Regions from separate parts of the Homo sapiens genome. Here region 1 is linked to region 2. A link is a loop called in an ENCODE intact Hi-C map of the cell type or tissue named here. Cell type or tissue: prostate gland. All regions are shown on one strand. Each heading gives the region's core, and the rest is flanking DNA. Links, peaks and the distances in the headings are about the cores only. Region 1 overlaps RIN2 (Ras and Rab interactor 2). Region 2 overlaps SLC24A3 (solute carrier family 24 member 3).

Region 1 (12,664 bases), core at 4,811-9,810, 290 kb after region 2:
GGTGAAACCCCATCTCTACTAAAAATACAAAAATTAGCCAGGCGTGGTGGTGCATGCCTTTAATCCGAGCCACTCGGGAGGCTGAGGTGGGAGCGTCGCTTGAACCTGGGAGGCGGAGGTTGCAGTGAGCTGAGATTGTGCCACTGCACTCCAGCCTGGGTGACAAAGCAAGACGCCGTCTCAAAAACAAACAAACAAAAAAACAAACAAACAAAAAAAACACTTTAGTGGCTTGGTCAGTCTCACGCACTAGAATGGAAATCCCATCATTGAAAAACAGGAACCTTGTCAGCCTGGCTTGTCTGTGCCCCCTTGGCCCCTCCCAGGCCTGGGTCGCTCCAGAAATCTCTGTGGGATGGCTGTGTGAAGGGATGGATGGAGGAGTGAGTGCCATGCTCTTGGGTGTGTGCTTCTGTGATCCCACAAGGAAATGCATGTTGAAGAAATACTAAAAATACAAAACATGCCTTCTAACGCTGGCATCCCCTGTTATCACCCGTGAGCGGAGGTTGGCACTGGGAGGACCCACTCTTTCTGCTCTTTTCAGGAGGCTATTACTTGACAAGCGCATATGGAGCACTTTCTCTGATAAAGAATTTCCAAGAAGAACAAGCAGCGCGACTGCTCAGCTCAGAAACCAGAGACACCCTGAGGCAGTGGCACAAACGGAGAACCACCAACCGGACCATCCCCTCTGTGGACGACTTCCAGGTGTGCAGCTGGCCACCCCTTTGCTTCCTTCGTCCTCCAGGAATGCGGAGCTGGCTCACCCAGCACATCCCAGCTCAGAGGTCCCCACTGTGTTGAATTATTTGGCAGGAAAGGGATATCTCAAACCACCCTCTGGCCTTGTTACACTGATCTGTTTTCTTTACATTTATATACGCATGGGATACTTGGCCCAAGTTTTGCTGTCTTTAAGAAAACCAAGTTGAATTAAGGCAGAATCTCTGCCCAATCAAGCAGACGATAAGTCAAAAAGGAGGAGGAAGCACTTGGCACAGACGTTGGAGATTTTGTTTCATCAGGAAACAGCCGCTGTGTTACGCGATGCAATTGGCCTAGTTTCTCTTTGGGAAGAGGGAGAGGAACAGCGATGTCTCCTTCCCTTTTCTCTCGCCCACTCTCCAAAACAGAAGACCCCAGAATCTCAGCAGCAGCAGCAACAGCTATGGCAGCCGTCCACGGCGCAGAGTGACCAGGCGAGCATCTGAGCGAGTCCTGCTCAGGTTCCCTGGCCAGGGCTTTTCCTGACCGTGAGCTGCTGCTTGGGAATGTGGGACTCCCAGTGAGCTTGTTTCTTAGAATGGACAGGTGGGTTAGGGCTATAGAAATCTTTACCCAAGGCCAGGCATCAGGGCTCACGCCTGTAATCCCAGCACTTTGGGAGGCCAAGGTGGGCAGATCACCTGAGGTCAGGAATTCGAGACCAGCCTGGCCAACACGGTGAAACCCTGTCTCTACTAAAAATACAAAAATTAGCTGGGTGTAGTGGCAGGCACCTGTAATCCCAGCTACTTGGGAGGCTGAGGCAGGAGAATCGCTTGAACCCAGGAGATGGAGGTTGCAGTGAGCCGAGATCACGCCACTGCACTCCAGCCTGGACAACAGAGTGAGACTTAGTCTCAAAAAAGAAACAAAGAAATCCTTACCCAACACAATTCCTGATTTGCTCATTGTCTATGAAATAATGAGTGAGTTGGCAAATGTCTGCAAATAATATTTTGAAGGTTTTAAATTAAATGATAAAACCTTCCTGTGGTTTGTTTCTATGTTCCCCATGATGAGTTTCCAAGCAGGGATGTGGAAAGCAAGACAGATTTGTCTACACATCCAGATTCACCTGCTTTTTTTTTTTTCTTAAGACAGAGTCTCGCTCTGTCACCCAGGCTGGAGTGCAGTGGTGGCACGATCTCTGCTCACTGCAACCTCCACCTCCCAGGTTCAAACGATTCTCCTGCCTCAGCCTCCGGAGTAGCTGGGACTACAGGTGCTCACCACCACACCTGGCTAATTTATTTTGTATTTTTAGTAGAGATGGGATTTCACCGTGGTGGCCAGGCTGGACTCAAACTCCTGGCCTCAACTGATCCACCCGCCTCAGCTTCCCAAAGTGCTGGGATTACAGGCGTGAGCCACTGCGCCTGGCCATTTTTTTTTTTTATAAGAGCTCTGAAAATAGAGGGTCAGATGAGGTGGCTCATGCCTGTAATCCCAGCACCTTAGAGGCTAAGGCAGGAAGATCGCTTGAGGCCAGGAGTTGGAGACCAGCCTTGGCAACAAAGTGAGACTCCATCTCGACAAAACAACCACAACAAAAAATTTTCAAGTTAGGTAGGCGTAGTGGTGCACACCTGTAGTCCCAGCTACTCAGGAGGCTAAAGTGGGAGGATCCGTTGAGCCCAGGAGTTTGAGGCTACAGTGAGCCATGATCACACCACTGCACTCCAGCCTGGGCAGCAGAATGAGACCCTGTATCAAAAACAAACAAACAAAAAGGCAAGCCCATCTTTGAAAGCCAAGATCAGCTCATTCTTCTCCATGATTGCAGTATGCTCAGAAATTCCTTCTGGAGCGCATAAACCTAAAGAGTGAGAATACACGCACTGCACTCTCCCCACCCTGTTGCACTAAGAAGGTCCCTGTGCCACTCAGTGCCTGCAGACCCCTGGGGTGCCATCATATAGCCATCCAGGGAGGGGCTGCCTAGGGCAGAACAGAGGAAGTGAAAAAAGTTCATTGTTCCTTTCCCCACCTGCCAACACACCCTCCTCCACCTCTTCACCTGGAGACCCTCAGACACCATAGAGCTGCCTTCTTCTGCAGCCGTCCCCTCCTGCCCTCATTGACCCTGCTCACCTTGGAGGTGCATGCCTTCTCAGAGTGTAACCGAAGAAGGAAATGTTCAGCACTCGGCTCAGGGGTCAAAGCAAAACCTCAGACCCAAAGCTCCATCTGGAACCCCTAAATCAGAGGCCACAGACACAGAGGTCTTCTCACATGGGAAGAGGTAGTACGTCTTGGTGGTAAAGGCGGTGGGGCTGCATCTGCCACGTCCTAGCTGTGTGGCTTTGGGCAAGTTACGTAGCCTCTCTGTGCCTCAGTTTCTGCACTAGTCAAACAGGGATTATGTAGACCCTGTCTCTTAAAAAAAAAGGTTCAAAGAGTGTCACTGTCAATCTGGGCACCTCCCACTAGCTCACCTCTCCTGCAAAGTCACTGGGCTAGCAAAAGTCCCCACTGGAAGCAGATATGAAACATATCTTACATGTGCAGAGCTCACTGTCCTTCCCAAGAGCTTTCCCTTCTGTTATCCCAGGAAACCCTCGTGGTGACCTTGCAGGCACCTGGGCAGAGAGCCCTCCTTCCCTTCACTGCTGAGCAGGGTTGCCAGATTTAGCAGAAAAAAATCTATTTGTTTTCTAGCTGAAACTCAAATTTAACTGGCTGTTCTAGATTTCATCTGATAACTCCACTGTTAAGGAAACAGAAGCAAAGTTATCTGGGGTCACAAAATCTAGGAGAGCCTGATGTGAGTTTAAGATTCTTTATGCCTGGTCTGGGCTTTGTATCTTGTAAGGCCACAGGTTTACATGTTTCATGATAGCATGTACCTGGCATGATTGCAGCACCTGAGCCTGCAAACGTCTTTGTTTAATTCCCTGCAGCACCACCTTGCATGTAATCAGCTCCATCTGCAAAGTATTTGGCAAAATCAACATTCTTCTCCTTCTGACTTTTTCCACATTGTGCCCAGAGCCACTAGGAGCCTTGTATTAGATTGAACTACATGAAATCACCATTTGGGGGAGATAAAAAATAGTCAAAAGTCAGCGCATTTTGTGTGTGTGTGATTCAACCTAAATGATTGCCCTTGCTTAGGATTTATTTAAAAAGTTTGTCAAAAGTGAACACAAGCCAGGTACAGTGGCATGCACCTGTACACCTAGCTACTCAGGAGGCTGAGGCAGAAGGATCACTTGAGCCCAGCGGTATGAGTCCAGCCTGGAGAATATAGTGAGATCTCATCTCTTAAAATGAAAAGAAGAAAACAAAAAGTGAGCACAGTACGTGCTTTTGTGTCTAGATATTTTAAATCTCTTTCTGCTGACTTCCTTCATACTCTTGTGCTATTTGGTTTAGTTTTCAAGCTGGGAATAAACCCAGCATTGGATGTGGTTCACACTCTTAAGCAGGGGTTTCTTAACCAGACCTTATGAGGGAAATGGAAAGATCAGAACCAGGGCTGCATGGACTTCCTGCTTCTTACAGTTGCAATGAATCATGTAGTCATCTTCGCCACTGTCCAAAGTCAGATCAGCCTCTTTCCTTGCCATTCGAAGCCTCGTGGCCTGACATCGGACATTATGACAGGAAAGGGCCTGGAAATGGCTTACAGTTACCCCCTCCCCTGGTCCCCCATCATGCTCACTATCTAGTTTTCTCTTCTGACTGTCTCAACATTCCTCTTCCACCTGCAGAATTACCTCCGAGTTGCATTTCAGGAGGTCAACAGTGGTTGCACAGGAAAGACCCTCCTTGTGAGACCTTACATCACCACTGAGGATGTGTGTCAGATCTGCGCTGAGAAGTTCAAGGTGGGGGACCCTGAGGAGTACAGCCTCTTTCTCTTCGTTGACGAGACATGGCAGCAGCTGGCAGAGGACACTTACCCTCAAAAAATCAAGGCGGAGCTGCACAGCCGACCACAGCCCCACATCTTCCACTTTGTCTACAAACGCATCAAGAACGATCCTTATGGCATCATTTTCCAGAACGGGGAAGAAGACCTCACCACCTCCTAGAAGACAGGCGGGACTTCCCAGTGGTGCATCCAAAGGGGAGCTGGAAGCCTTGCCTTCCCGCTTCTACATGCTTGAGCTTGAAAAGCAGTCACCTCCTCGGGGACCCCTCAGTGTAGTGACTAAGCCATCCACAGGCCAACTCGGCCAAGGGCAACTTTAGCCACGCAAGGTAGCTGAGGTTTGTGAAACAGTAGGATTCTCTTTTGGCAATGGAGAATTGCATCTGATGGTTCAAGTGTCCTGAGATTGTTTGCTACCTACCCCCAGTCAGGTTCTAGGTTGGCTTACAGGTATGTATATGTGCAGAAGAAACACTTAAGATACAAGTTCTTTTGAATTCAACAGCAGATGCTTGCGATGCAGTGCGTCAGGTGATTCTCACTCCTGTGGATGGCTTCATCCCTGCCTTCCTTCCTTTCTTTTTCCTTTTTTTTTTTTTTTTTTTTTTTTTTACAAAGAGCCTTCATGTTTTTATATATTTCATAGAAATTTTTATAGCAGTTGCAGGTAAACTGTCAGGATTGGTTTTAAAATATTTTTGTAACTTTAAAATATTCTATAATTATGCATGTGATTTTAACATTTAATATTCAAAAATAAATCTCTTGCTGGATTTGAGAGTATTGCATTTTTAAAGTCTCTCTTCTGTAACTGGATGTTTTGGCAACTTTGTGGGGAGAGACTGCTGGATTTCTTAAAGCAACGTATTCCTGACACTGGCCACAGAATGCCTTTGGAAATCGGATGTACTGTTCTCTTGTTCACGTTTAGTGGTGTTTTGCTGTTTTGTTTTTTAAACAAATGATGCTGAGAATAAGGAGAGAAATGAATGTAGAGAGAGGTAGAGAGAGAAATATGAACTCTAACAAAGGACTGAGGAGTGCAGTCTGCTGGTTCAGGCTCTTCAAAAGATGTAGAAAAAGAGATAGAAGGAACCACCTATGCTTAAAATACTGTAAATATGCAGTGAGGTTTGGCAAAATCTATTCCATGTGTGATTTGCTTGTAGAAACAATTTTGAAAGCCCCTTGAGGAAAATAAAAATCAAGAAGAACACTTTTCTCCCTTTTCCATACAAATTAAAACTTAACAGCATCAAATTATTGGGACCAGAAACCAAGTAATGTATAATGTGGCTTTTGTTGAGTTAAATAAGATGCTATATAATGGAGAAGAATTTGAAAATGCACAAAAAAATCAATCTACATTATCAGAACCTGCAGTGAAATTAAACTTATGTTAAATAAAACCAGTTTGCAGGTGCACAAACTATGAGGGTCTTGTATCCACGTAACACAGGTAGTTACAAAAACATGTTATTGTACTGTGTAAAGATGCATAGTCATCTCATTTGGTTGGCTTTGTACCTTGTACCTTTTTTAGCCTTGGCTTTTGTTGAACTAGAACCCTCAGCACATACTGTGTTGTACTTTTGTAAATGATTTTTTAAATGGAATTTTGCACATAATACATTGTAATACTGTATGATAATCATGTGTGAAAATAATTTTTGAAATATCCTTTGGCTGTTTTTTTTTTTCTTTAGAGTAAGAATATATTCATGCACCACGCAGTGTCATGGACAGATGAAATCCGAACCAGGGTTTGTGGTTAGACAATGTATCGTGGGGGTGAGCAGAAAAGCTCACATTTCTCAGAAGCTCCTCCTGATATGGGGCAAAAGTTAAGGAGCAGAAGGAAAAGATCATCCTCCCACCTGAAAGTGTTTTCATTGTTATCTAGTGCTGTACTTGGCTCAGTGGGACTTAGAGCAAATCACAGGTAATTTGAACCCGGAGTTAGCTGGGGTCCTGCAGACAGCCCCACCCTGTCCTCACGTAACCTCTGCAATGCCCTGGGTGACAGTTCAGTGCTGTTGCAAAATTGATAGCGCAGAGGCTTGGACTCCTCGCTGCCATACTCCCCATGCTTGGAAGGGTGCCTGGCATATATTAATAGTAAGTGCTCAATAAATCCTTGCTGGCTGAAGGAAGGAAAACATGAGTTTAGAAGGGTTTCTAACTCATCAGTGGGAGAGATCCGTAAAGATCAGAATGAGAATTGAATGGGCTGCCTGCTTTTGATATTTACAACGGACCAAAAGATGACAGCTCAATCCATATGGTTGTCCTCCCAACTCTTCAAACTAAGATCATCATGCTTTGTTGATTTAAAGCAGGTCACAGCCTCTGGATGCGAGGCAGCCTTGCAGCCTTCGGTGGGACGAGAGCGGGCTCAGAAGAGGAAAAGGTAGCGTGGGCAGAAAGCAACATCACAAGACGGTCCCTGGTTTTGTCATTGGGCAATGTTTCCCCGTTAAAATTACAACACAACATGTGCCTCCACTTTTTCCCCCACGCAGGCATTTCTCACTTCTCAAATTGCCAGGAAACAGACTTGGGTGAAGGTTGGAGGGAATAAGAGGAGAGTAAAAATATACATGCTGGGTGGAGGAAGAGGAGAACGCATTTCCAAATTTAAAAATACATTATAGCTGAGGTGGGAGGATCGCTTGATCCCAGGAGTTTGAGGGTGCGGGGAGCTATGATCCCGCCACTGCGTTGCAGCCTGGACGACAGAGCAACCCTGTCTTCCCCCTACAAAAAAGTAAAAATAAAAACATGTTATAAAAGTTGAACGCCGGCCAAAGGAAGGGATTTTTTTTTTTTTTTATGTTGCATGCGCTGCCAAATACTTTCACTCTAGTACCACCCCCACACCCCCGGGACACAGAATAGAAATAGAAACTGTTGAAGTAGTTCATATTATGTGGAGGTTACAACTTCAGATCTATAAGAAAATACAAAGGACAGGAAACCCAGCTATGAATGCTTCCATTCACAAATGCGGTTCCGTCCTCATTGGGCAGCTGTTACCTTCATCTTCTTTAAGAGACTTGAAATGAGGCAGCGCTCCAATCTTTAACGCCTGCTCATGCCGTCATGCCTGGTCACACCTAGTCACTCCTGGTCTCCTACCAGCAGTCTCAGAGAAACAGAAACAGCACAAGAAGGACTCCGAAGGGCACAGTGTGTGTGGAACACAGGCATTTTAATCATCTGGCAGTATCTGATAGTAAAATTCTAAGTGTCCTCATTTTTTCGGCCCATTTTCATGATGGTGAATTTGAGACCAAAAGTACTTTTTGTCATTTGGTTAACTCTAATTCAGTTGGAAATATGGGAAAGAAATCGCCTAACATTGCAAAATCCTAAATACGTGATAAGGAAAGGAAGGAAAGAAGGCAGAGAGGGGCCAGGCGCGGTGGCTCATGCCTGTAATCCCAGTACTTTGGGAGGCCAAGGTGGGTGAATCACTTGAGGTCAGGAGTTCAAGACTAGCCTGGCCAACATGTGAAACCCCATCTCTACTAAAAATACAAAAATTAGCCGGGCATGGTGGCAGGCACCTGTAATCCCAGCTACTCGGGAAGCTGAGGCAGGAGAATCCCTTGAAGCCAGGAGGCGGAGGTTGCAGAGAGCTGAGATGAGGACACTGCACTCTAGCCTGGGCAATAGAGCAAGACTCAGTCTCAAAAAGAAAAAAAAGAAAAAAAAAGAAGGCAGAGAGGGAGGGAGGAGGAAAACATCTGGCATTTGTCTCAAGAAACAGGTTCTGATTAGAAAAAGATCGATTTTACTCCAACATCAAAAATGGTGGCAGTTGGCACAAACCTTTCCCCCATGAATACTAGCTTTGGAAGAAATGTAGGTATGGGAAGTTAAAAATATATATAATTATTCTGAAAGGTCTGGGCATGTAACCTTTTTTTTTTTTTTTTTTTTTTTGAGACAAGGTGTGACTGTCACTCAGGCTGAAATGAAATGCAGTGGTGCTATCTCGGCTCACTGCAGCCTCAACCTCCTGGGCTCAAGCACAATCCTCCTACCTCGGCCTCCTGACTAGCTAGGACTACAGGTGTGCACCACCATGCCCAGCTAATTTGTGTTTATTTTTTGTAGAGGTGAGGTCTCACTATGTTGCCCAGGCTAGTCTCAAACTCCTGAACTCAAGGGATCTACCCCCCTCAGCTTCCCAAATTTCTGAGAAAGTGTAACCAAGGCCTCCCCTCAGAAGTCTCCCTGGAGAAGCTTCAGTTGGAGTGAGGTGGTTGGGGGTGGAGATGGGGGCAGAGTTTCTTATCTCGAGTCTGCTATAAATTCTCCCATTTAAAAGTAAAATTTGCCTGAACTCTGAGGCTGCATGTAAGACACTTAGACTATCATTACATTAATGAATCTGAGTATTTCCTTTGAGTGCACACATTAGAACTACTACAGCCAGCCCTCATTTCTCACTGCTGGGGAACGGGGGTGGTCAGATCCTGCCACCTGTGGAGAGGGGCTCAGAACCTGAGGACCACGGGTGGCCAGGGAGGAGCTCCTAGACGGCCTTCACCTCTGTAACCAGCCTTCGGTTTCCTGGGGGAAATATCACTACACATAATTAGCTCCATTGCTTCCCTTTCTTCCCATTTCCCCACCATGATTCTGTGGGCTGGGTTTTCCCTCACGTAGTAGGTTTGAGGGTGCTCTTAACTCTATTCCAAGCCTCCTTGCCAAAAAGCAGGCTCTGATCCTTTTCACAGTTTGTTTCTTCAGTTCCAACCAGAGACTCAAAAAGTGTGAACCCGGCCCCACTGCAAACATTACCCGCCCACACTATCTGTCACCAAGACCCAGTGTCCGTTGTTCCATTTGAATAGGTGGCTCTCAGCTTTGGCTGTCAGCTTGAAGTCACCCGGAGCCTTTTAAAACTCCCAATGCCCCAGCTGCCCAGACCATCAGAATCTCTGCAGAGGCGACCCAGCCAGCCATATTTATTTTAAACTTCCAAGGTGCTTCTGCTGTGAAAACTACTAGTTTAGATCAAAATCTGGATTTTAATATAAAAACACACCTGCGAGAAGTAACACCTTTGCCTAACCAAGACCACTGACACCTAACCAAGCATGCATTCTCAACCTGATTTGGCTGGCAGAGGACCATGGAACATGTACTTCTAGCCTGGTGCTATCCCGTAGAAATACGAAGCAAGCCACATAATAGGTAATTTTACATTTACTAGTGGCCACATTTTTAAAAATCAAGAAGAAATATGTAGAATCAATTTTAGTAATTTTATTTAGCTCATGATATCTCAAATATATTTCAACAACCAATCAATTAAAAATATTAAAGAGGCATTTTACATTTTTTTATTTTTTATATTGTCTTCAAAGTCTTGTGTGCATTTTGCACCTACAGCACATCTCATTTCACACTGGCCATGTCTTAAATAACCAATAGCCACATGTGGCTGGTGGCTACCATATTGGAGAGTGCAGTTCTAGCATATCAACTAGGGATGATCTTAAAAGTTAAAAAAAAAAAAACGGTATGTGTATATAAAATAAAACACATTCACAGGTTACATCTACAAAGGAACAGACACATGCATCCTGTCAAACGTATGTACCTATTACTAGCCAAGGATGAAAATAGCATCTTGCCTCTTCAGGCACTGCTGTAAGGCAAACATAAATTGATCCATGCAAAGTGCTTAGAACATCCAGGCACCACACCACAAGCACTGTTAAATGTTACTTATTATGATTATTAGATAATCGACTGCTTTGGCATTTCACCCCTACTGCTTATTTCTGCTTACCCATTCATGCTATTATCTGCTGGCAAGTTTCTTGTGAAACAGAAGAAAGGCAGTAATGGGTATCAAAGGTTTAAGAAAAATGTACTGGGGCGGGTTGCTCAATGTAGGAAGATCAAACATAAAGTGAATACTAGTCATTAATTTTATTTTATTTATTTATTTATTTTTGAGACGGAGTCTCACTCTGTCGCCCAGGCTGGAGTGCAGTGGCACGATCTCGGCTCACTGCAAGCTCCGCCTCCCAGGTTCATGCCATTCTCCTGCCTCAGCCTCCTGAGTAGCTGGGACTGCAGGTGCCCGCCACCATGCCCGGCTAATTTTTTATATTTTTAGTAGAGATGGTGTTTCACCGTGTTAGCCAGGATGGTCTCGATCTCCTGACCTCGTGATCCACCCGCCTTGGCCTCCCAAAGTGCTGGGATTACAGGCGTGAGCCACCGCACCTGGCCTAACTTTATTGTTGTTACTGCTGACGGTGGTGATGGCGGTGATGGTGGTGTGTGCGTGTGAGTTGGGAGTAGCTCATTTTCCCCAGTATTCAATGCTGGTCAAGAGCATCATCAGGGCCCATAGCCAGGGGTGACTTTCGCCAAGAAGGGAGAAGGGAGCAAGGGAGGTTGCAAAGACGTCTTGCTAGCTTCCCAGTCACGGGCAGATCGAAATCCTAAGAGGAACCATCTCTGCCTGCACAAGAGTCTAAAATAGTATTTCCCAAAAAGGAATTATTATTTAAGTAAAAGCATAATTATAGTCAGTGATTATTTTAACCACTTTCCTCCACCTTTTTCCCCTTTTACTTTATTATATTCACGAATTTATATGTCCATTTATATCATTTAACAGGACTATTGTTTAAAACTTGGTGCTTTACCAAGAAGAATACAGAGGTTGACGTGATTAATTCTTTTTATTTCTGATGTGCGTGCTTCCGATTTCTCACCACTTCTACAAATTATGAGAGAATGCATTTATTTACCAGATTGCAGTTTCCGTCCATTTTATCTTTCTCACTCCCATTTTTCTCTGCAGCCTATTGATGTACGATCATATGCAGAAAAGACTTATGCATCTATTATCTACTGAAAGAAAAACTACAGAAAACAATAAAATGCTAGAGACTCTTTAACCAATCAGAAAAAAATACGTAAGTGAAGCAGCTACGACATCACAAAGCTTCTATTTTTCGCTAGCACATGAAAATATGAGACCTGACAAATTGCAAACTCTCATTGAACAGATAGTTTAGGGTTTTGCCTTGAAAACCATAGTCCACGGATCAAGCATCACATCTTTTGGGAGTTTGTGAGAATCTCAGACCCCTGGCAGACCTGCTGGATCAGAATCTGCATTTTAACAAGATTCACGAGCACATTAGAGTTGGCTTGAGAAGCATTAGTTCAAGGTATATTTGGGGCCTTGGCATTTGTGCAGCTGATACAAATACACAAATGTAGGAGGTGTGCTGCTCTTAGAACCCTGCAGGAAAGGAGAAGAAAATAGCTCATAATTGTTTTGCTAAGAGTAAGGCATAACTTCATTTAAAATCACCTACATTATGGACAAAAGGCTTAACAAACAAATGTCAGGAACCAAGTTTTTACCTCATTATATATATTCAATTATGTTCTTCTTGCTTTGACAGGGAAAAGGGGCTTGAAGGGCGTGGGGAAAAGATTCTGAAAATTAGGTGGGATTGCTGAAGTCAAACTTAATGATTTTGCTGAGTTTGCTGGAGAGTGGCTTCTCTCACCTCCAACATCTGTATGAGGGCAAACAGGAGCAGCGGAGGGGGATCTCTCTGTCCGGGCCAGCTGCTTGCACATGCATGTGTGTGCACGCACGGATGTCGTCATGTAGTCTGCACAATTAGTCACATTGTCTGCATGTGACATGGGAAGTTTATAAGCTTTTTTATTTTCTTAAAGAACAGCTGGTCCGGCCACAGTGGCTCACGCCTGTAATCCCAGCACTTTGGGAGGCCGAGGTGGGCAGATCACCTGAGGTCGGGAGTTTGAGACCAGCCTGACCAACATGGAGAAACCCCATCTCTACTAGAAATACAAAATTAGCCAGGTGTGGTGGCGCACGCCTGTAATCCCAGCTACTCAGGAGGCTGAGGCAGGAGAATGGCTTGAACCCAGGAAGGGAAGGTTGTGATGAGCCGAGACTGTGTCGTTGCACTCCAGCCTGGGCAACAAGAGTGAAACTCT
Region 2 (12,664 bases), core at 3,808-8,807:
GAGGGAGGGTGTCTGTCTCTCTCTCTCCAAGCAAGAGACCACCAGAGTCCAGAAACAACAGAGACAAAAAGAAGAGCTGTCCAGAAATATTCTCACCCCACACTGTCTGCCTGGTTTATTCTTTCTTTGACAAAGTGTTAATTGAGTGCCTACTATGTGCTATGCTGGTAACCACTGGAGATGGTGCAGTAAGCAAGACAGTCAGAGGCCTATGCTCCTGGACCTACAGCTATGGAAGGAGAGATTTGCACAAGCAATTCCAAAACAAGACGTGATGCCTGCTCTCCTAAGGGCTGCCTATACAGAAGTTTAGGTAGTGTGTGGCAGTGATTGGGGGATCTGGAATGCTGGGGAGGAAATGACAGTTATTCTGAGAATCCAAGATTATCAGGACAAGCAGGTGGAGAGAGGTGAGAAAATTTATTTCCAAACAGAAATAAGAGCTTGTAGAATACCAAGATATGGGAAAACTTGTTGCACTGAAGCACCCAAGGGCTGCTTCTGTGGCTGGGGGGAGTATGGGAGGGGTGAGGAGTTGGGGAACTGAAACAAAGTGGCAGAAATGAAACTAGAGACAGAGAAGCTGCATGGTAAAGGCCATGGTAATGGAAAGAATAAAGGGTACATGAGAAGGAGAGGTACGGTCATGTGTGCCTTTTAGAAAGGACGTTCTGACAATTCCGTAGAGAAAGCACTGGAGCCTGACAAGACTGATGGCAACAAGTTCAGCTACGGGGCATTTGCAGGAGAGAGAGAATAGGGTGATTGGATTAGGATGGTTGTATCTGTTAGCTATGGTTACCCTAATGCTAAGTAACAAAAGGCATGCATCCATTAGCGTATATATCTCAGTCATACCTTTGTGGCTGACAAGTGTGTGGCTGCTCTGGGCTTGGCTGCAGGCTTCATATGAGTCTGCTCCATGTGCCTCTCATTCTCTTTGGACCACTGGCTTCTCAAGACACAGTCTTCTCATGATGTGTCTCAAAGAAGACACATCATGTTTTGCTCTTCTCAAAGCAAGAGCACAAGAAGACGCACCCAGCTTCGGAAACACATTATGGATTCAGGCTCATATCAGGTCAGCTAACACCATTGGCCAAAGAGTATCACACAGCCAAGCCCCAAATCAGGAAGCAGAAAAATGCATCCACCCACCATGAGGCTATGGAAAGTGTGTGGACATAAAACCTATTACAGGGAGAGGAGGTGAGACCAGCAGTTCACTCTGCCTCCACAGTAGCGGTAAAACTGGAGATCAGTGGAAAGCTAAGCAAGAGACTACAGAAAAAAATAACAGGACCTGGCAATTAGTTTAACTTTAGCCCCTAAACAGCTGTTCATGCGGAAGTAAGTCGGGAAAGGCAAGGATTTTGTAAGCTATTGCAAACTTTTCAGGTGTTATTATAACTACGATTGAGGATTTTAGCAAGGCAATGGCATGATTCACTTTACATTTTAAGATTACACTGGATGCTCTTTCTAAATGCATAGGAGGCAAGAGTGGATGAGGGGAGACAGGTCAAGGAGCTGATGACAAAAAGAGATTCTTTTTAAGGAAGAATTAATAAGATTTTCTGACAGTTGTATGGAGAGAATGAGAAGGAGAATAATCATAAGTAACATGTGATTCTTTGCTTGGGCAACTAAGTGTATTGTGATGCCATTCATGGAGATGGGGAGACAAGCTGGGAGATGAGGAACACATTTAAGATGACATACCAAATGTTCCATTTAGGACAAATAAAGTTTGATATGTTTGCGGGTCACCTGAATGGAGATATTAAGTAGGTAGTGGAAATGATAGGTCTGAAGTTCAGAGGCAAGGTCTTGGTTGCAGATATGAATTCGGGAGTCAAGAGCATTAACTGCAAGTAACAACGTAAGAAGGTAAGTGTAGATAGAGGAGAGGGCCTAGAACATGTCGTGATGTTGGATGGGGGAAGAAACAAACATTCACTGAAGGAGACTGAGGAAGGGCCAGCCAGGGACAGGGAGAATCAGAAGAAAGGGGGCCACACAGCCAGAAGAAAGTTACAAGGATGTTGGAGCAGCCAAGTATATCAGACCTTGTCCAAGGTCCTTCTTCTAAGGCCAGCGCTTTCAACCAACCATCACCTCCTCCAAGAAGCCTACCCTCAGCCAAATTTAGTACCTGTATGACAGCATGGGGGTATATTCTATGATGTGTATGCCTCCCCCTTAACTCCCTGAGGGCAGAAACTGTATCTTACTCAACTTGTGCTCCTTAACACCTAGCAGAGGGCTTTCTGTGGAATGAATCAATGAACCCATCAGTTCTTGATGTCTCCCACGTCTTTCATTCTCACCTTGTATGGCAACCATTCCGAATTCAGGCTCCCAGCACCAGGACACTGCTCCCTCTGCTAGAACCAGTCTTCCCTTTTCTGCAAATTCCTTCCCACGCCCCCAGGGACAGTAGGGTGCTGGAGCCAACTCATATAGCCTCCAGAGAAGCTATCATGTGCAGCTCTTCATAGCTTCCTCTGGCGATGCCACGTTGGTAGCTTGAAATCAGCCATGATGGCAGTATTTACACCACGGAAACAGGACCGTGTCAGAAGACCACTGCTAGGGTCTCCTACAAACTATCCCCACAGGACCTAGATAGGTAACTTGGGGATAATGTGGTGATGTCTTAATGAACGAGGCTTCTCAAGGTTATTCAAACAGAGCTCCTGGGAGCAAAAGTATCACCACCCAATCCCCTTGATCTTGACCATTGTGTTTCAGGCTCTATGTTAGGAAAATTAGGTGATGCCTGAGGGAAGGAAGGGTTCTTCCAGATCCTACTGTGGAAGGGCTTACCTGGAAAGCTGAATCAGTCTCTCTGTTCATCACAGTTTAGGTCCCTCAGAAACTATTCATTTCTAAGAGGAGGATCCAGGGTGAAGAGTTTATTGAGGGGGAGCAGTATGAGAGTGGAGAGGAAGAAGGAGGGAAGGCAGCCCACAGCGGCTGTGCTAGCAAGACTATTACCACAGTGGGCAATCAGGGCTGACTCCCATAGTGGGAGCTCTGGGAAACAGAGGACAGCCTCTGTCTCAGAATGACTCCATCCGAGGGGCAAGGGAGCTGGGGGGTTTATTCACCCACTCCTCAGAGTCACTGGTGGAGAACAGCTTCTAGAATTGTTCATTTCTTGGCACTTCTTTGGTTTAGGAGAAAGTCCTAAGGCAACGAGGCAGGAATGGCTGTTGGGAGGCAGCTGGCACCCACCAAAATAGCACCTCAGGGAGATGGGGGGATGTGGGTGAGTACTGCTGGCAGCTGCTGCAGGGGCATCTGTGATTCTTAAAGTTCATTCAGGACTCTTACAAACATGGTAGGCAGACATGGTGAAACCCTGTCCCTACTAAAAACACAAAAATTAGCCGAGCGTGGTGGCACACACCTATAGTCCCAGCTACTCGGGAGGCTGAGGCAGGAGAATCACTTGAACCCAGGAGGTGGAAGTCGCAGTGAACTGAGATCATGCCACTGCACTCCAGCCTGGGTGACACAGCAAGACTCCATCTCAGAAAAAAAAAGTGCTAGGCAGGAAAGGTCCAGATGCACTTCTGAGGGTTCTTAGAGGGTAAAGGGAGGCTTTACCCTGGCTTTCTGCTGTGCCTGGCAGAGTACAACAAAAAGTGAGAATTTAGGGTCCAAAGTCCAACTCTAAATGCAGACCTGACCCCTCACCAGCTTCGTAAACTTGACTAAGTGGTTTAACCTCTCTGAGCCTCAGTTGTCTCATCTTTCAAATGGGGAGAACAAAACCCACTTTGCATATTTCATGAGTGGCCACCAGAACTAAATGCACTATTGTACTAAATGACTAAAGGACTTAGGGATGCAACTGTCATTAAATTGCTTCTTTTCTGTGGGCTGGGTCACTGTCTTACCTCATTTAATTGTTCAAACAAAGAGATTGCCACCCAGTGATATTTTACAATGTAAAGCCACAGCTGGGAACATCCATTTGGAAACTACACCCAAACAAGTGTAAAACTACCCAAATAAGAAAATGTGAAATGACATGCCACATATGTTCCAAGTTAGAAATAAATTAGCAAAAATCCAGGGGCTTCTTATTTTTCCTAAAGGAATTTGTTGGTTGGGTCAAGCTGACCACAAACTAGAGAGAGATTTTAAACTGTAGTATTAGGGAAATCAGAATCTTTTAGGGTGGGGGTGTTGGCTCTCCAAAGGTAATAGGGTTCAAAGAACTGTTTTATGAGCAGCAAGTATGCATGAAACTTGGTATGAATGAGTATCTGTGTCTGCATCCGTACTAAAAAATATACATGCACTGTGGGCTAAATCCCTGTTGACTTTGGAACTAGCCACCCTCCTGTTTCCTCCACAACAACTGCCAAGAGGGAATTAGAGAATGAAAATGCATGCTTCTTAAGGCAAGAAATGAAAACAGCATTAAATGTCAGGACTGAACAATCTGAGATGTGCCTCACATGCTCTCAGATCAGCATTGCCTTGAAGATTTTCTGCATTGGCACTTAATGTTCCTTGCGTCTTTGAGGCAGGGAGGAGGGAGATGATCTAGTTCAACACTGTGCAGGCCTGTCCAAAGGTCATTCACGGATGAGAAGGGTTTGGTGATATCATTTGGCTTAGCATGCCTCAAGAAAGTGTTTTACTGCCTTCAGGGAAAGTTACTGGGATGATGAAAATGTTTTTTATTTTTGTTGAAGTGTGGATTACATGAGTATAGGTATTTGTCAAAACTCATCCAGTAGTAAGAACACTTAAGATCTGTGCATTTTACTCTATGCAAATTATGCCTCAATTAAAAAGCAATTTGGTTCCCTCTTGCTTTGTTACTTGCGGAGATCGGCTTAAAGCCAACCCTCACCATGGCCTGTCTCCCAATCAACTCTCCACTCTTGCCCTTTGCTATGCAGTCTCACTGCCTCCCAGTATGCACATGCAGTCTCACTGCCTCCCAGTATGCACATGCATGCACACATGCAGACACACACAGACAAAGGCACATAAACACATGCACACAGGCAGACACATGCAGGCAAACACACACACACACATCCACACATGCAAACATGCAGGCAAACGTACACACACACGCATCCACACATGCAAACATGCAGGCAAACGCACACACACATGCAGACACACGCAGGCAAATGTGCACACACACATGCACACATGCAAACATATGCATGCAAACACGCACACACATGCACACATACAAACGCACACACATGCATGCACACGTGCAAACATACCACACACATGCATGCACACATGCAAGCAAACGCACACATATCCACACATGCAAACACACAGGCAAATGCACACACACATGCAAACACATGCAGGCAAACGCGTGCACACACACACATGCACAAATGCAAACACATGCAGGCAAATGCACACACGTGCATGCAAACATGCAGGCAAACACACACATGCATGCAAACATGCAAACATGCAGGCAAACGCACACACGTGCATGCTCACATGCAAACACATGCACACAAACACACACACCCATGCTCAGAATCACCAGCAGATGCTTTTTTCTTTTTTTTTTTTCGACAAGAGTTTCACTCTGTCGCCAGGCTGGAGTGCAGTGGCTTGATCTCAGCTCACTGCAACCTCCGCTTCCAAGGTTCAAGCAATTCTCCTGCTTCAGCCTCCCAAGTAGCTGGAACTACAGGTACGCATCGCCATGCCCAGCTAATTTTTGTGTTTTGAGTAGAGACAGGTTTTCACCATGTTGGCCAGGATGGTCTTGATCTCTTGACCTCGTGATCTGCCCGCTTTGGCCTCCCAAAGTGCTAGGGTTACAGGTGTGAGCTACCGCGCCTGGCCGCAGATGCTCATTTTGTTTGTTTGTTTGGGGTAGGGTTTTGCTCTGCCACCCAGGCTGGAGTGCAGTGGTGGGATCACAGCTCACTGTAGCCTCGACCTTCCCAGCTCAAGTGATCCTCCCACCTCACCCTTTCAAGTAGCTGGGACTATAGAGACACTCCAACAGAACTGGCTAATTTTTATTTTTATTTTTTGTAGAGTTGAGGTCTCACTATGTTGCCCAGGCTGGTCTTTAACTCCTAGATTCAGGCAACCCACCTACATCACCTTCCCAAAGTGCTAGAATTGCAGGCATAAGTCACCACGCCTGGCCCAGATGCTCATTTAAACATACAGTATGTGGAGCCAGGGACTGGAGGGGTGAGGGAATTAGGTGCTAGAGTGAGGAAAAACTCACGAGCCAGGCATCTGCCCTCTGAGCATTTGGACCTGCTGTTCTGGTAAGAACATGCCCCAACCCAAGCACAAGCAGGACGACATCAGCACCATAGGGACAATAGTGAACTTGGAAGAGGCAAAAGGACTTATGGCAGGATGGGCAGAGTAGAGGTGGGAAGGAGGTGAGACCCCCACCTAGCTAGACCGAAAGTCTCAAAGAGGGCACAGGAGTGTGCTTAAGGTGCTGACTACAGAGAAGGGGTGCTAGGATATGAGACAGTGACATGAGGTCCTTAGCAGAGCTCCTGGCCCTCCTCGATCTTCATTAATGGCTAGCCTGTCAGGAAGGAGGAGCCCTACAGGCCTCTTTTCATTTTGCTTTTGAATTATAAAAGTAATACACATTAATAGCCCAAAACTGGAAGTGGCCCAGATGTCCATCAACAGGAGCATAATTAAACACACCGTGGCATATTTACACTGCTGTAAAAATAAATGAGCTGTTGATGCAATGAAAACATTGAAGGAGTCTTTAAAAATGATGCGGATATAAAAGAGTACACGCTGCAGGATTCCATTGCTATGAAGCTCTAGGACAGGCTGAACTGCCTTGTGGTAGAGAAACAGGGCAGTGCCTGCCTCAGGCAAGGCTTACAGAAGGGCACCTGAGAACTTTCTGGAATGACAGAAGTGTTCTGAGCCATGGTAGAGTTTGAGTTACATGGGTGTATGCATTTCTCAGAACCTGTTGAATGGTACAATTTTGTGGTGGGAATTTTACCATGTAAAATGGCATCTAAGAATAAAAGACCCATGAATTGTGAATGAACTCTACTTAATGAGATGCAGGCAGGAGTGCTGAGGGGTGAAATGGCCTGGTCTCTGCAGTTTACTTTGAAGTTCCCACAAGCACACGTGGACATGCCCTGCTCTTAAAAAAATAAGATGGTATAATTCTTCCAACTTTCCTGAATGCTTGAAAACTTCCATAGCAGCATGCTGGGTTTAAAAACACTACATAGACTCAAAATAATTTAAGTAAAGTGGGGAAGGGAGAGAGAGTACATTGGGCAGAGACCACATTGCTTCTGGAACATTATCCAGGGAGTGGCATCCGGGGTCTCTCTGCTTCCAACCTCACTCTGACCAGTCCCTGCTGCCCCACAGAACACTGGCCTCCTTATAATGCATATTCCAAATGAGACTTCATGGACATGCCTTATTCATTCATCAGTTACGTTTTAAGCACGTGGTCTGTGCCCAGCCCTCTGCCAGGTGGAGGGTAAAGTCAGACGTGGTTCCTACCCTTGCGGTGTCTGTAATCTAGTAAGCTATTGTTCAGTGATAGGTTTAGAAAAGAAGCAGCCTCGGGTGCAAGGAAGTGGACCCAGCCCCCAATTATTCAGAAGGTATTACACACCAGGCCCTGTTCAACAGTTTTAACGTGGATTAATTCAGTTCAACCTCATAAGCACCAACAAAGCAGGAACTGTATTATCCCCATTTTACACTTTGAAAAACTGAGGCTTAGAGAAGTTCAGTTACCCATCCATGATGATACAGCAAGTGAATGACCAAGAAGAGATTCAAAACCCAGGAAGTTAGCTCTGGAGTCCATGCCTTAAACCAGAGGGTTGCAAACATTTTCTACAAGGGGCCAGAGAGGAAATATTTTAAGCCCTGTGGATCATGCTGTCTCCATCAAAACCACTCAGCTCAGCTGCTGTCGTGTGAAAATAGCCATTGATGATACATAAATGAATGAACTGAGTTCCAATAAAATTTTATTTACAAAGACAGGCTGGAGCCAGATGCCGTGGCTCATGCTTGTAATTCCAGCACTTTGGGAGGCCAATGCTGGAGGATTGCTTGAGGCCAGGAGTTTGAGACCAGCCTGAGCAACATAGCAAGATCCTATCTTTACAAACAACAACAACAAATTAGCTAGGCATAGTGGTGTGTGCCTATAGTCCCAGCTACTTGGGAGGCTAAGGCAGGAGGATCACTTGGGCACAGGAGTTCAAAGCTACAGTGAGCTATGATTTCACCTCTGCACTCCAGCCTGGACAACACAATGAGACCCAGTCTCTAAAAAAAAAAAAAAAAAAAAACAACAAAAAGAGGCAATGGCAATGACTCCTGCCCCAAACCATCCATAGCTGCAGCAGCTGGGAGATGTTTGAGCTGGGCCAGAAGGCAGCTGAAGGAGCCCTCATTCCTGCCTGTCACATCCTGGTGGAAGTACAAGGGTCAGACAGCAAGGAGTAAATACAGGCTTTGAGAGCCCAGGTCTCTAACAATGAAAACACAAAAATACACCCCTGGGTGTGTGTAGTAGTTCATGACCAAAGGAAGGCCATAGAGAAAAAGGTGAGAAGTTAAAAACACAGCAACTCCACAAAAGAGTGAGTTGCCTTTGGCCTCTGGAACCAGATTTAGAATTTCAGCCACACTGTTCTTCGAGATTTCATGTGAACATAGGAAGAGTAAAGTTCAAAAGCTTTGGTTTAACAGGATTCCTTTTGAAAATGTTTGGCCAAAGGGAATTTTCCTGCTAGGAGCTTTGCTGTCACTGGCTCTTGGTTTCTTAAGGGCATGAAATCACTTTACTAAGTTCTTGTTGCTGACAAGGGTTTGACCCTGGAGCTCAGAGGGCAAGCTGTGCTGGAAATGCATTGCCCCTCTTAGAAGATATCTGTATGCGCAGTGCTGAAAGTTAAGAGCTCAAAAGGATTCCTGAGTGTTTATCTACAGTTTCACATCTACCCAAGGGTGACTGAGGATAGCTCCAAGAGCCTCTTCCTCTCTCCTAGGGGTTGCCATCTTGCTCTGAGGAGCCCATCTCTCCCATTCAACATTGACCAGAACACAGGGGATTATCATAGTCAGTGTGGACAGAATATTTGGAGGAAGAAAATCTTCAGTACAACCCATTTGCGATGCAGTCTTGTATGCTGGCCTCTTTATACCAACCCAGCTGATGAAAGTAGGAAAGTCTATCCGCAGTCAGGTTGAGTGTGTGCATGAAGTTAAGCCACCAGCTGGACTGCGACGGGGCCGATCTGCCATTTTTCCACACTGAATTAACCAGGTTAAGCCATTGCTCTAGTGTCACAGAGATATGACTTGAGTCTTCCTTTATTCTCGGGAAGGCATTTGGTGGCAGGGAAGCATGTTCCAGCTGGGGGCCAGCAAATGGTTGACTCACAGGGATTGCAAGTCACGAGAGAAAGAGTCCAGCTCAATCCCTCTGTGACAGGACATCATTAAGTCACATCTTCACAGAAAGGGTTGGCTGTTTAGGGCGTATGGTGTCCCTATTTTCTGTCCTGTCAGAAAATAAACCTGACACACCCACCTATGGAGACTCCTTCCCATATGCACACTCCAGTAGTGAACTGGTGCAGTCATGCCAAGAGGTACCTTAAACCCTGTCAGAAGGGCCCAGAACCACTCCTACTCGATAATTACCACTTAGTTGTCTAACAGAAACAATGCACAAATCAACCAGCCTCACTTTCCCTTCCCAAGAACGTAGAGAAGCTTTTCACTCCCTGCAGGAGAGTGTACATTGGTTGGGGTCTGTAGTCCTCAAACCTGAATGCACACAAGCATTTCCAAGAAAACATGTGAAAAATGAATGTCAAGATCCCTTCCACAGAACCCTTGGAGAACAGAAGTGGATCTGAGCTTTATGCTTTCTCTAAATCAGTGGTTCTTAAACTTTCCTGTGCATCAGAATCACCTGGAGTTAAAGCACAGATTCTTGGGCCCTGCCCCAGGGTTTCTGATTCAGGAGTTCTGGGTGGGGCCTGAGATCCTGCATTTCTAACAAGTTCCCGAGAGCTGCTGCCGCTGCTGGCCCCAAAACCACCCTCTGAGAACCACTGCTCTAAGGAATCTCTTCTATTTTGGGGCAGCCGGCCTCATGACTTTGGTCAAAGGCAGAAGCAGTGTCTTCTCTACATCATGAAAGAAACTATTTGGCCTTTGTCAGCCAAGTCAGCACCCCAGTACTCTCTACCTGCTCTGCTTGATATTATAGCCACAACCACATGTGGCTCTTTAAATGTAAATTTGGTTAAAGATGAGATTAAAACTGTTTCTTTTTTTTTCAGTTGCATGAGACACATTTCAAATGCCCAACAGCCACCTGTACCTAATGGCTACCATGTTGGAGAGCACAGATATAGAACTTTTCCATCACCACAGAAAGTTCTGCTCATCAGTGCTATTCTATAGAAACTCCAAGGCTGGGTGCAGTGTCTCATGCTTGTAATGAGCCACTTTGAGAGCATGTTGGGCTGCTTGTAATGAGCACTTTGGGTGGCCGAGCTGGGAGGATCACTTGCTTCCAGGAGTTCAAGACCAGCCCGGGCAACGTAGTGAGACCTAGTCTCTACAAAAAATCAAAAATCAGCCAGGTGTGATGGTGTGTGCCTGTAGTCCTCAGGAGGCTGAGGTGGGAGGATCACTTGTGGCTGGGAGGTTGAGGCTATAGTGAGCCAAGATCACACCACTGCACCCCAGCCTGGGTAACAGAGTGAAACCCTGTCTCAAAAAAAAAGAAGGAACTCCAAATATGCTTCTCTTTTTCTCTTCATTGGCTGTTATCCCCATTCTGCAAAAAACAAACCTCCAAAAATCCCTTTACTAACATCAGAAATGGAATTTTAACTTTTTCTTCTGTTTTGTTTGCTCACAACAGCAACCCTCCTCCACTTCTTCCCATCAAGTTAGGGGAAGGACAGAGACATTTTGGTGCAAAAGAGATGAAAAGTTTATTCATATTTTTCCATTGCCCATGTCATGAAATTCATCCTAAAAGCAGTACGGGTTTGAGAAAGTAAAAGTTCCCCAGAGGTAAAGGAACACGTGGACAGGGATGTGTTGTGGGCCACAAGAATCTCACAGTCCCAGATAGAGGGTTCAGGTGGCCGTGGGGCACTCCAGCCAGGGGCCTGCTATTGAGGGTAAGGCCAGGATGGGACTGAGAGTGGACAAGACAAAGACAAGCCTTGGGTTTCCAGAACAGCACACGTCTCAAGTATAAGCTGTGGAGCTGGCTGCTGAAGCTGTTGCTTTTTCATTCTAGAGGGGAGATGTGGAATCACTGCTACTCAGAGTTGCGTAGGCAGATGCCTTTTCCAAAGCCTAACTCTGCTTTGGAAGCCTAGCTTGTCAGAAGCCTAACTCTAACCCTCTCTTACAGATCCGGCTGAATAGCAGGGGGCTGATCTACTCCGTAGGCTTGCTCCTGGCCTCTGTTTTTGTCACGGTAGGTTGGCAGCTCTCTCCTCGTACTTGTGTTTGCCTGTTCTTTCCTCCCCTTGGTTTCTTTGGAGACCAGATGAGCTTGGTCTCCTGGTGACTGGGTACAAGCAACCTCCTTGTCCCATCTCCTGGCTCTTTCTTCTAGAAGTGAGTCCTAGCAACCCACTAGAACACCTTCTCCCTTTCTGAAAGAAGCCAGCCTTCCTCTCAAAGGCATGGCCCTATCTTACATAGAAAGCAAACCATTTTCCCAAACACAAAGAGAAGATCCCACTTTGTCTGCAATATGAGTCATGGAAAGGTAGATTCCAATTCATTGATTGTTCCAGGTTCCCATACGAATCCATGAATTTGACTAATACTTGGAAACTAAAAATATATTTTATTGACAGTACATTTTGAGGCCATTCCACTCTCTCAGCCATTACGCCCACTTGCGTACTTTAATATTCCCAACTCAACTGTTGTGTTTGGAACAAGTTCACACCAACGCATGGACTCATCCACATGAAGCATCCATTAACATACAAATATGCTGTTGGCATTAAGCAGCATTGAGACACAATATGTTTTTTCCTTAATTATTCAAGGAAATAGTCATTGAGTTACACCTGGCATGTTGTTAGCATAAATATGCCAGAGAATGGGAATTCAGAAGGACAGGCAGGAAGCAAAATAAGTAGTTTACAGGATCAGGGTGTGAATTGAATGTCAAGATTTCACCAAAGCTAATACTGCCTTATACAAAAGTGCAAATCGACATCATTCATGCTCTTATGGTTTAGGAGGTCCTGCAGTTCTGCTATGACTTGGAGTGGTGATATTTGTAATAGCCACACGCCGTACTTAATGTTTTGTATACATATCTTCCCATTTGGAGCTCATCATGCCCCCCATGAGGTTCACTAAGATCAACCTATTATACAAATGAGCGACTGAGGCCTAGAGGAGCTAATTGACTCCTTTTTATTGACACCAAGTGAATGGAGGAACAAGCATCTGACACCAGGGTGCACAATCATAGCTACGGTGCATCTTTTTAGGCTATGCTATAGTTATACCATCTACAGGAGACCTGGCTAACCACTAACTGGGCTGTCAAAATGAGGTTACCAAAATGCTGAAGAGAGGCAGGTTTGGGGGAGGAAAAGCAATT

Evidence for each region. Peaks named below come from ENCODE experiments on the same cell type or tissue, not always from the same donor. Only the 100,000 strongest peaks of a DNase experiment are listed, where the experiment ranks them.
Region 1: it touches region 2 in a loop (3-fold over the local background); 2 of 110 quality-filtered maps call a loop at or near these places.

Annotation. Positions count from the first base shown.
Region 1 is chr20:19,996,132-20,008,795 of GRCh38, forward strand. RIN2 (Ras and Rab interactor 2) reads left to right here. Exons shown (of 13, transcript NM_018993.4): 12 at 548-711; 13 at 4,482-6,325. The coding sequence ends at 4,805. Among named protein-coding and RNA genes, the nearest start is that of NAA20, 15 kb to the right of the region's middle. In prostate gland, for the core only: no CTCF peak of the experiment used is centred there; a DNase peak (open chromatin) is centred at 7,720; H3K27ac peaks cover 991 bases.
Region 2 is chr20:19,706,082-19,718,745 of GRCh38, forward strand. It overlaps SLC24A3 (solute carrier family 24 member 3), which reads left to right. Exons shown (of 17, transcript NM_020689.4): 16 at 11,447-11,512. Among named protein-coding and RNA genes, the nearest start is that of RIN2, 46 kb to the right of the region's middle. RefSeq lists an enhancer at 5,222-5,722. In prostate gland, for the core only: no CTCF peak of the experiment used is centred there; a DNase peak (open chromatin) is centred at 6,780.